Regions from separate parts of the Homo sapiens genome. Here region 1 is linked to region 2. Evidence: chromatin contacts called from ENCODE Hi-C data. All regions are on one chromosome and are shown on one strand. Each heading gives the region's core, a stretch centred on a gene start or an enhancer-like site at or near the end of the contact. The rest is flanking DNA. Distances are from core to core; before and after follow the strand shown.

The links. A loop is a pair of places that touch in the nucleus more often than their neighbours do. Pooled maps may share reads with other maps.
Region 1: a map of OCI-LY7 shows a loop between it and region 2 (6-fold over the local background). The contact joins the promoter of LINC01215 here to the enhancer-like site in region 2. A Hi-C loop is called at or near these places in 1 of 168 maps with a recorded cell type or tissue (OCI-LY7), 1 of 37 single-sample maps with no recorded cell type and 2 of 50 pooled maps.

The regions. Positions count from the first base shown.
Region 1 is chr3:108,123,814-108,128,506 of GRCh38, forward strand. It overlaps LINC01215 (long intergenic non-protein coding RNA 1215), which reads left to right and starts at 1,251. Exons shown (of 2, transcript NR_110030.1): 1 at 1,251-1,329. RefSeq lists enhancers at 434-693, 488-988, 774-823, 894-1,033, 1,314-1,363 and 2 more.
Region 2 is chr3:106,255,304-106,260,263 of GRCh38, forward strand. No RefSeq gene overlaps it. Among named protein-coding and RNA genes, the nearest start is that of CBLB, 390 kb to the left of the region's middle. RefSeq lists an enhancer at 1,397-1,756. Within about 2 kb of position 1,573, at least 4 of the 41 ENCODE cell types and tissues checked have a DNase peak (open chromatin) inside an H3K27ac peak, as active enhancers do; they include OCI-LY7, where a contact is called at or near this core.

The DNA.
Region 1 (4,693 bases), core at 1-2,500, 1.9 Mb after region 2:
ACACATTTAAAAAGGCACAATTAGAAGAATACCGCAAAAATAAAAAGAAAAATTCAGTTTGATCTGAGGGGGAAAAGAAAAAGCTGTTTTCATGAAAAACAGATTTTGAAGTACTTTTGTCATCAGCTTCCTTTCAATTCTTCTGGTTAATTTCATGAAGGCTGTGCGACCTTTCAACTTCCAAATGTTTGCAGGAGGGAAGGGTGGTAACGTGTGAGTGGAAAAACAATTAATTTTCAAGGTATGGGATTTTATAGTAGAGACTTCCTTAGCAGGATGGACCGTGACAGGGTGTTAGTGATGGAGACCTTAGGAGGAGAGGGCAGAAGATATGGGTTTGAGGTCCTGATGTACTCTGCCTGCTGTGTGATCTTGGACAAGTTCCGACCCCTCTCAGGGGTTCAACATCTTCCTACCTACATGAAGTGATGGGATCAAACACCTCTGTGGCCCTCTCTAGTCTATATGTTTGCATTTCTAACTGTAGAGCATGATAAAAAAATAAATCAGAAGTCAGTGATCTTTAGGTTACTAGTCAGGATGAAACTCAAAAGATCTATTTTTAAAATTATGAGTATTGGGTGTGGTGAAAATATTCATATTTGGGGTCAGAGAGTTTTTCTAATAGAATCAATTCTAGAGCATTCAGACTTGCTCTCACCCCAAAGAGGAAGTGAATGAAAGCTCTTCTTTCTCCTCTGCTGCTTTCTTTGTCCATGGGAGTATGCAAATTTTTCTGGCAACACAGAAGACTGAACACAGGAAGCCTGAACCCCGTGAAGCCATAAGGCTTAGCATGGGTGTGGAGGGTGATCAACCCCTCATCTGTCATTCAGAACTCCATGCTGCAACACAGAGGGGAAAAAAAACCTTCTGCTCCCTGTTTCAACCTCAAGGGCAGAGAACACAGGCCGAGTTGCTGTTCTTGTCTCACAATCTGGAGGCCAGAAGTCTGAAATCAAGGTGTCGGCAGGATTGGCTCCTTCTGGGAGCTGCGAGGGAAGTATCTGTTCCAGGCCTCTCTCCTTGGCTTACAGATGGCTGTTGATATGGTTTGGCTGTGTCCTCACCCAAACCCCATCTTGAATTGTAGTTCCCATAATCTCCACGTGTCATGGAAGGGACCCGGGGGAGGTAATTGAATCATGGGGGCAGTTACCTTCACGCTGTTCTCGTGAAAGTGAGTGAGTTCTCAGGAGATCTGATAAGGGGACTTTCCTCATTTTACTCACTCAGTTCTCTTCCTGCCACCACTTGAAGAAGGACGTGTTTGCTTCCCCTTCTGCCGTGATTCTAAGTTTCCTGAGGCCTCCCCAGCCATGCTGAACTGTGAGTTAATTAAACCTCTTGCCTTTATAAATTACCCAGTCTTGGGTATGTCCTTATAGCAGCATGAGAATGGAAATACAGCCATCTTCTCCATGTGTCTCTTTACATTGTCTTCCCTCTGTAAGCGTTCGTTTCTGTTATAAGACACTAGTCTTATTGGATTAGAGACTGTAATGACCTCATTTAAATTTGATTACCTCAGTAAACACACTATCTCCAAATAAGGTCACATTCTGAAATATTCAGGGTTAGGACTCCAGTAATATCTTTTTGTGGGGAGACACACTTCAATCCATAACATACTATAAGAGAAGGGAGCGCTTACCACTGTCCATTACCTGGAACCAGTTCAGACAACCATCATCTTTCTACATGCGATGGAGAAAACAGTTCACCTGGGCATTTTTGCTATGACAGGAGGAAACGTCAATATCAAACCATTGGAGAAGGTAGCTGAGTCATTCATTTGTGGCAGCAACCATCTTTCCTTCCCGCACCCCCTGGCTAGGCTGCTCCATGTTGGGAGGTGGTGTGTTCAGTACAGCCACAGTGAGCTAAGTGAGGGCTTCAGCTGCAGGCTGGAGTGACCCAGGGAGGAACTGCCGCCTATCAAAAGGAAACACCTGCCACAGAAGGTTCACTGAAGCCTGAGAAAATAAACGTCAAGAGCTCTGGGCTGTGCCACCACCAGTCTCCACCACTATTCTGAGGCAGAATGCACCTATTGGCTCACAATGCTGTGAAAGAAAACAAGAAAGTCGTGATGGTGAGCGCTGCCCTGCAGAGATAATGAGCCACTAGAGTAGTTCTGAGGCAGGAGCCAGAGGAGCTGTGACACAGAGGCAGTCAGGGAGTGGGACTGGGGTCACAGGAGGGGCTGGACCCAGTGGTCTAGTGCCTCATCTCATTCCAGATATGTGACCTAAGATCTGCATGTGTGTGCCTGTGCATGTGTGTGCCTATGTGTATGTGGATATGTGGCAACATATATGTGCATGCATGTAAGTGAGTACACATGCATGTGCATGTGGTGGGGTGTGGGTGACTGGATAGAGGGAGCATGGGGAAAGGGAGGGAAAAGAGGGTTAAAACCGTGACAGGATAATAAGCATCTGAAATACTTAACTACAACAAAATGTTCTGAGGCTTTGTACAGCCTTATTTTCCAAACTGCAGGTTGTGGCTCAGCAGTCAGCTGGGAAATCAATTTACCCATGCAGAGATTCTTAACCTGGGTCTGTGGACACTGCCCTTTCCCCACAAGAGGCCCAAGGATAGAATTGTATTTCAATATCATTGATTTCCTTTGTAAGCCTAAGAGTTTTGCTTTATGCATTTAAAAACACTACAAGAAAGGATCCATAGGCTTCATCACATGGGGTAGAAATGGCACGTGCACACATGCATACACACACACACATACACACAAACAGATACACACACACACACAAACACATATACACACACACACAAGGTTAAAAATCTCTAGGTCAAAACCAGCATTTTAAAAAGTTATTAAGATAACTAGATTATAAAGAAATTAAAAAATTTGAGCTATGCATGTAATGAGGGTACTGTTTTGTGAAACTGGTTTTAGATATACAAATACTTGTGTATATAAAATATACATATGTATATGTGTGTACATATTTATGCACACACATTTATTTATTTGTTTATTTTGTGATGGAGTCTCGTTCTGTCACCCAGGCTGGAGTGCAGTGGCATGATCTCAGCTCACTGCAACCTGTCTCCCGGGTTCAAGCAATTCTCCTGCCTCAGCCTCCTAAGTAGCTGGAACTACAGGCATGCCACCATACCCAGCTAATTTTTGTATTTTTAGTAGAGACGGGGTTTCACCATGTTGGCCAGGATGGTCTCGATCTCCTGACCTTGTGATCTGCCCGCCTCAGCCTCCCAAAGTGCTGGGATTACAGGTGTGAGCCACCCTGCCTGGCCATTTATTTTTAACTGTAGGGCATAGGGCAAAAAATTGATAGCTAGTGTTCAATAGCCTACTGGACATTAGGGTAAAAGATTTTTTTAAAAAATTTTTAAAAATTATGAGTGAGGAATGTAGTGGGCCATTTGTGTTTCAGAGTGGAGGGCTCTGCTATTAGGCAGACATTTGACTTTTCACTCGGCACATCCACATTCCAGCCAGTCTCCCAGTGAATGGTGATAAGCTGGCCCTGATCATGCCTGTATGGCTACACCCCTCTCTGCCTTGTTGAGGCCTGAGTTAATTTGAAGTGTTGCAGAGACATGTGTTGATTCCTGTGGCTACAAGGCTCCCGGAAGTGTCAGAGGCAGAGGTATTGTTTCCTGGGAGGGGTGTCTTCCTGTGTACCGCTGGTGTACCACTGGTGTATGCCTGCCCAGAAGTTTGTTCTTTCACACCCACAGGGCCACCTGAAGAAACAGAGATAGGGTCTCCCACGGAATGGGGCAGCAAAAGAAGTAAAGCAAAAGTGAAGAAAAGAGAAATAGGGGGCAGCAAGTGTTCAGGAAAAGGGGGGTCAGATAGGAGAGAGAAGCAAAGAGAAAAATCAAAGTGTATAAAGCAAGTGGCGGGACTCGCTGAGCTGTAGGTGTAGTAAGAAGCTATCACACCAGCCTGTTAGCTCCCTGCAGGATTCACAGCATCAAGGATGGTGAAACCGAAAGAAAGAAAAGGTAGTTCAGCAGGAAAGATCAACAAAGACAAATCCTGGGACGAATCCAAGCTGCTATTAGAATCGAACCAAGCAAAGATATGACCACCTATGTTAGCGACCTGTTGCTTAGTTTATTTTAAATGAAACTCATATTTACTTGATTAATTTAGAAAATCTGAGATTCACTAGAGCAGGAACTTTGCCTTCCTCAGTTCCTAGACCAGTACCAGTTACATGGTGAAGGCTTAATAAATATTTATAAAGGAATGTTAATTAATCAGCTGGTAATTGATATGTAAAATTGCTTGAAATTATAAAATAATAGTGACAACTAAAAGTAATACAGTGCATAATAGTTTAGAAATCAACTTCATGATTATCTCATTTAATCCTCACACAGTCCCATCAGGTATCACCATGATCATCCTCACCTTAAGAATAAGACACTAGTTCGAAGCCACTCTATGATTTGTGCCTGGGATTTTAATCAATATTCTCTGATGCAAAAGCCAACCTAGCACTTTGCCTCTTTGGTCATGTTGTATGTGCCCACTCATGATAAGTGCTTGGTATATTTAAGTAGTCATATCCATAGTAGGTATAGGTATCAGTTTGGATTCTCCAGGAAGCAGAATTACGAGTGTATGAGGAGGAGGGGGTCACACCTGGGAAAGATAAAGGGAGACTGATCAAGGTGGGGCAATGTA
Region 2 (4,960 bases), core at 323-2,822:
AAAACACACAACTTCTCAAGTTTGAATTAGGAAGAAATTTAAACAGACCAGTATTGAGTTCCAAAATTGAATCAGTAATTTAAAAAACATACCAACTAAAAAAAAAAAAAAAAAGAAAGAAAGAAGGAAAGAAAAAGGAAAAGAAAAAACCTTGGACCAGATGGATTTCCTCCAAATTCTACAAGATATACAAAGAGTTGGTACCAGCTCTACTGAAACTATTTCAAAAAATCGAGGAGGAGGTATTCCTCCCTATCATTCTACAAAGTCAGCATCATACTGATACCAAAAGGTGGCAAAGACACAATAACAACAAAAGAAACCTACAAGCAAATATTCTTGATGAACATAGATGCAAAAATCCTCTACAAAATACTTGTAAACCAAATCAAGCAGCACATCACAAAGTTAATTCAGCACAATCAAGTAGCCTTTAATCCTGGGATGAAAGGTTGGTTCAACATATAAAAATCAATGAATGTTATTCACCACATAAACAGGATTAAAAACTAAAACCATATGATCATTTCAATAGACACAGAAAAAGCTTCCAGTAAAATTCAACATCCTGTCATAATAAAGACCCTCAAGAAACTAGGCATCAGAAGAACATACCTCAAAATAATACAAGTCATGTATGACAAACTCATAGACAACATCATACAGAACAGGGAAGTTGTAAGTGAGACAGCCAGGTGGGAGGGGGCCCCTAGAGGAACTCTAACCAGCCTGCCCACTGGACTGGAACCTCAGAAAGTTTGCACCCTTTGCAATGCGGAGGAGCCCAGCCCCTCCTCTTCCTGTGCGGAACCTGAGATTCAAATAGCCAGGTGGGAAGTGCTCTAGCAGGGTACTCTGGCCGTGTGGAGGATCCGTGTCCTTTCCCCACCCGCCCCCCGGCCCTTTTCACCCAATAAAACCCTGCTTTACTCACCCTTTAAACTGTCTGTGAGCCTAAATTTTCATGGCTGTTGGACAGACAAGAGCCCCCACATTTTTACCTGAACTAAGGAAAAGTTATGCAACGTTTTTGCCGCAAATGAGGGGCTCCAGAAGTGGTGAGTGAAATGGGAACTCAAAACCTCTCACTGTGATTTCTAAGCCTTTTCAACCTCAGACGTCTGAACTTACAAGAAACTGCACCCCCACTCCTTGTCGCTTCTGGGGTTTGAACCCCCATCCCTCTCCACTCCTGGGGGTTGGGGGCCTTTTCATGGCCTTTTCCTTCCTTTCTCAGGAAGAACCAAGGAGCAACAGCTCTCAGCCCCTCCCACCTCCATGCTGGGGCTGGGACGCGGTGCCCAAGGGTCCCACACAGCCAGCAGGCTGGTTCCCAGCCATGCTGCAGCAGCTTTCCCCTTCCCCAGCCAAACGGTTTCAACTCCACGGGACAGTAATTAAACTTTTCTCCCCAGCGGAGGAACCACTTGCCTAAGAATAAGAGGTTCTTCCCCAGATATTTTTAAACTGTTTCTTTTCTTTCCCCTACTCTACCCCATCAACAAATTAACCTTTAAAGTTTTTTTGGTTTTGTTTAGCAACCCTGCCTTAGGGAATGGTTCTTTCTGGTTTGATATCTGCATGTGGCCCTATCTCTTAAAGGGCCCCATCCAGCGACTGACTTTTCTTCTGCTTGTCTGTGTGTGCTCTACGTATGATGTCTGTAAAAAGAGCTCCCTGGCCAGCATGGTGAAACCCCGTCTCTACTAAAAATACAAAAAATTAGCTGGGCATGGTGGCGTGCACCTGTAATCCCATCTACTCTGGAGGCTGAGGCAGGAGAATTGCTTGAACCCGGGAGGCAGAGGTTGCAGTGAGCTGAGATCACGCCACTGCACTTCAGCCTCAGCAACAGAGAAAGACTGTCTCAAAAAAAAAAAAAAAAGAAGAGCTCTAATTACTTTGGCGTAAAGAAAGACAAGTGCCTGGATCTAATAATTTTAAGAAATAAAAGCTATGGTACCTTCCAGTTCTGTGACTGTAATCTTTGAGAAATAAAAACAGCCCCAAGGACTATTGGTAAAATGCAGGCCGGATGCAAGGTTTGCTAAGTGTTTTGAGGTTACGAACTGCTTTTTGGGTTTTGAGAACTGTCTGTCTTGCCTGCTTCACAATTGGTAAGGCCTGGGGATATATGGAACTAACCATGCCCTTAACTAAGAAGGCAAACCTTGACTGTAGTTAGCACATAATTAAAGCTAATGTACCAAGTTTTACCTTAAAGTTAACAATTGCTAGGAGTTACCATTATAACATGTAATTGAGACTACTGAAAACAGATTTACATGCAAGGTGTATAAGAACAGTAAAATCGTGTGTGTGTGTGTGTGTGTGTGTGTGTGTGTGTATGTGTTTTGTAAAAGGTTATAAGAAGACATGGAAATGTAAACTTTGGCCTAGGGTTAAAGGATTATATTGAGTTAAATTAGGAAAAAGCTGAAGTTTCAAAGAAGTGGTGGAAAAATTTTGGAAATTAATCTTGCAGAAGAGGTTCTCAGTGTGAGCATATTGACTAAATTAAAAAAAGTATTACATGTTTTTTCTCAATATAAATTGAGCTTCAAAATAAAAGCATAACAAGGTTTTTCTAAGGTACTAATCTTCTCTTTGGCAAAATTTGTAAAGGGTTATCAAAGGCTTTTGCTTCTTTAAAATTTCTGAGTCATCATTTTGGCAAAATAAATAATTTATGGTAATCTGGATTTCTATTTCGTAATATCAAGTGTTTTAAATCTTGAACATTTAACAGCATTCCCCAAATCAAACTTCAGTTTCAAAATTGTCTTCCCTGGCACCTGGCTTTTCAAATACTTCGGAGAGCCACTGAAGTGTCCGGAAAAGAGAGGTAAGCAGGATTATTTCACAAGTTTAGGTACATGGGATTGCCAAAATTATGCTCAATCTTCTTTAGGTTATATTTTTGTGAATAATGCTAACATATGTCCCAAAATTGTATGGGATTTCTAAAATTTTAATGTATAAGTGTATGCTATCAATCATAATTAAGGTTGTTAAGTTATCGTAAACCACGGAGATAACCAAACTTTGTTGTCAATTGTGTTTTTGACTGTGACTACCCTGGACATTTTGCTATTCACAGATAATTATTGTCTTGTTTTAATCCTTTTCAAAAGATGGTTTATAATTGGCTATAAGATTTTAACAGGTGCTCTCAAATACAGACTTCCGATAACTTTGGATACTGTAACATTTTAATAAAGGAAAATGAGCAGGACTTGTGAAGAGCTGAAATGTTTACGAATATCAAGAAAAACAACAGTTAATTAAATAGACTGAACTCAGGAAGCTGAAGCAACCTTTTTGACTTTTGCTTGGAATATTGCTGATCCTTCTTTTTCAGAGTCAATGAAACTTTTGAACTATTTACAGCCTTTAATAATTAAGTAAGGTATACACTCCTGTAATCAAGATTTGGAGCATGTTTGTTTCTCTCTGCCTGGTTCCTCTAGAATTTGGAAACGATGAGTATTCTTATGGCAATATAGTTGTTTGCATTAGTGCAATAAGAATCCAGTTTTCGTTAGAATGGCGATCATTAAAAAGTCAGGAAACAACAGGTGCTGGAGAGGATGTGGAGAAATAGGAACACTTTTGCACTACTGGTGGGACTGTAAACTAGTTCAACCATTGTGGAAGTCAGTGTGGTGATTCCTCAGGGATCTAGAACTAGAAATACCATTTGACCCAGCCATCCCATTACTGGGTATATACCCAAAGGATTATAAATCATGCTGCTATAAAGACACATGCACATGTATGTTTATTGCAGCACTATTCACAATAGCAAAGACTTGGAACCAACCCAAATGTCCAACAATGATAGACTGGATTAAGAAAATATGGCACATATACACCATGGAATACTATGCGGCCATAAAAAATGATGATGAATTCATGTCCTCTATAGGGACATGGATGAAGCTGGAAACCATCATTCTCAGCAAACTATCACAAGGACAAAAAAACCAAACACCACATGTTCTCACTCATAGGTAGGAATTGAACAATGAGAACACATGGACACAGGAAGGGGAACATCACACACCGGGGCTTGTTGTGGGGTGGGTAGATGGGGGAGGGATAGCATTTGGAGATATACCTAATGTTAAATGACGAGTTACTGGGTTCAGCACACCAACATGGCACATGTATACATATGTAACTAACCTGCACGTTGTGCACATGTACCCTAAAACTTAAAGTATAATTGAAAAAGAAAAAAGAATCCAGTTTTCTTTTCCAACAGAACACAATTGGACAAAGTGGTTATTTTACCAAGGCTTTGACTGGAAGGGTATGCTTCCCTTTAAGGAGTCAATCCCGACTTGCAGAGCCAATAAAAGCCCAGTGGGAAAACTGGCCTCATACCCTTGCCTACACAGTCCCTATACAGGGTTCCTGACTGGTGGTCAGTAAAGAATGTCACTTTCTAACAGGTCCAAGAGCCCCAAGTTTATTTTGGGACTTTAAGATGAAAGGATTACCCAACTCACAGGTATTTGAGGATGCAAACCCATGGCTGGGCTCGGCTTTCAACGGTCTTATCTGAAATTCCTTGTGGAATAAACTGTCATCAAAGCCAATCCGAAAGGCCTATGTAGACATAATTATTCTTGTTGTACTTTCCATTTAGTCCTATGATGATTTTTTTTAAAAATGAGGACTGGAGAAAGAAAGTAATCATGTTTCAAAACTTATACATTTGTCATTAAATTCTAAACTCAGTCGTTGTTTTTAAGGTTTTGCCTACATTTTAGACTTGCCCTGCTTGCTCCTGTGAACCAACCAGCAATTCCTGGCTTCAGTTCAGAAAGAACAAGAGGGATGGGTAATGTAGAAATGTGGATCAATATTCTAGTTCTGAGAACAATTACCCTGCAAATCCTACCAGGTGATTGGAATAAATAGGGTGCCCATCACTCAGAGGTTTCCCTTTGGA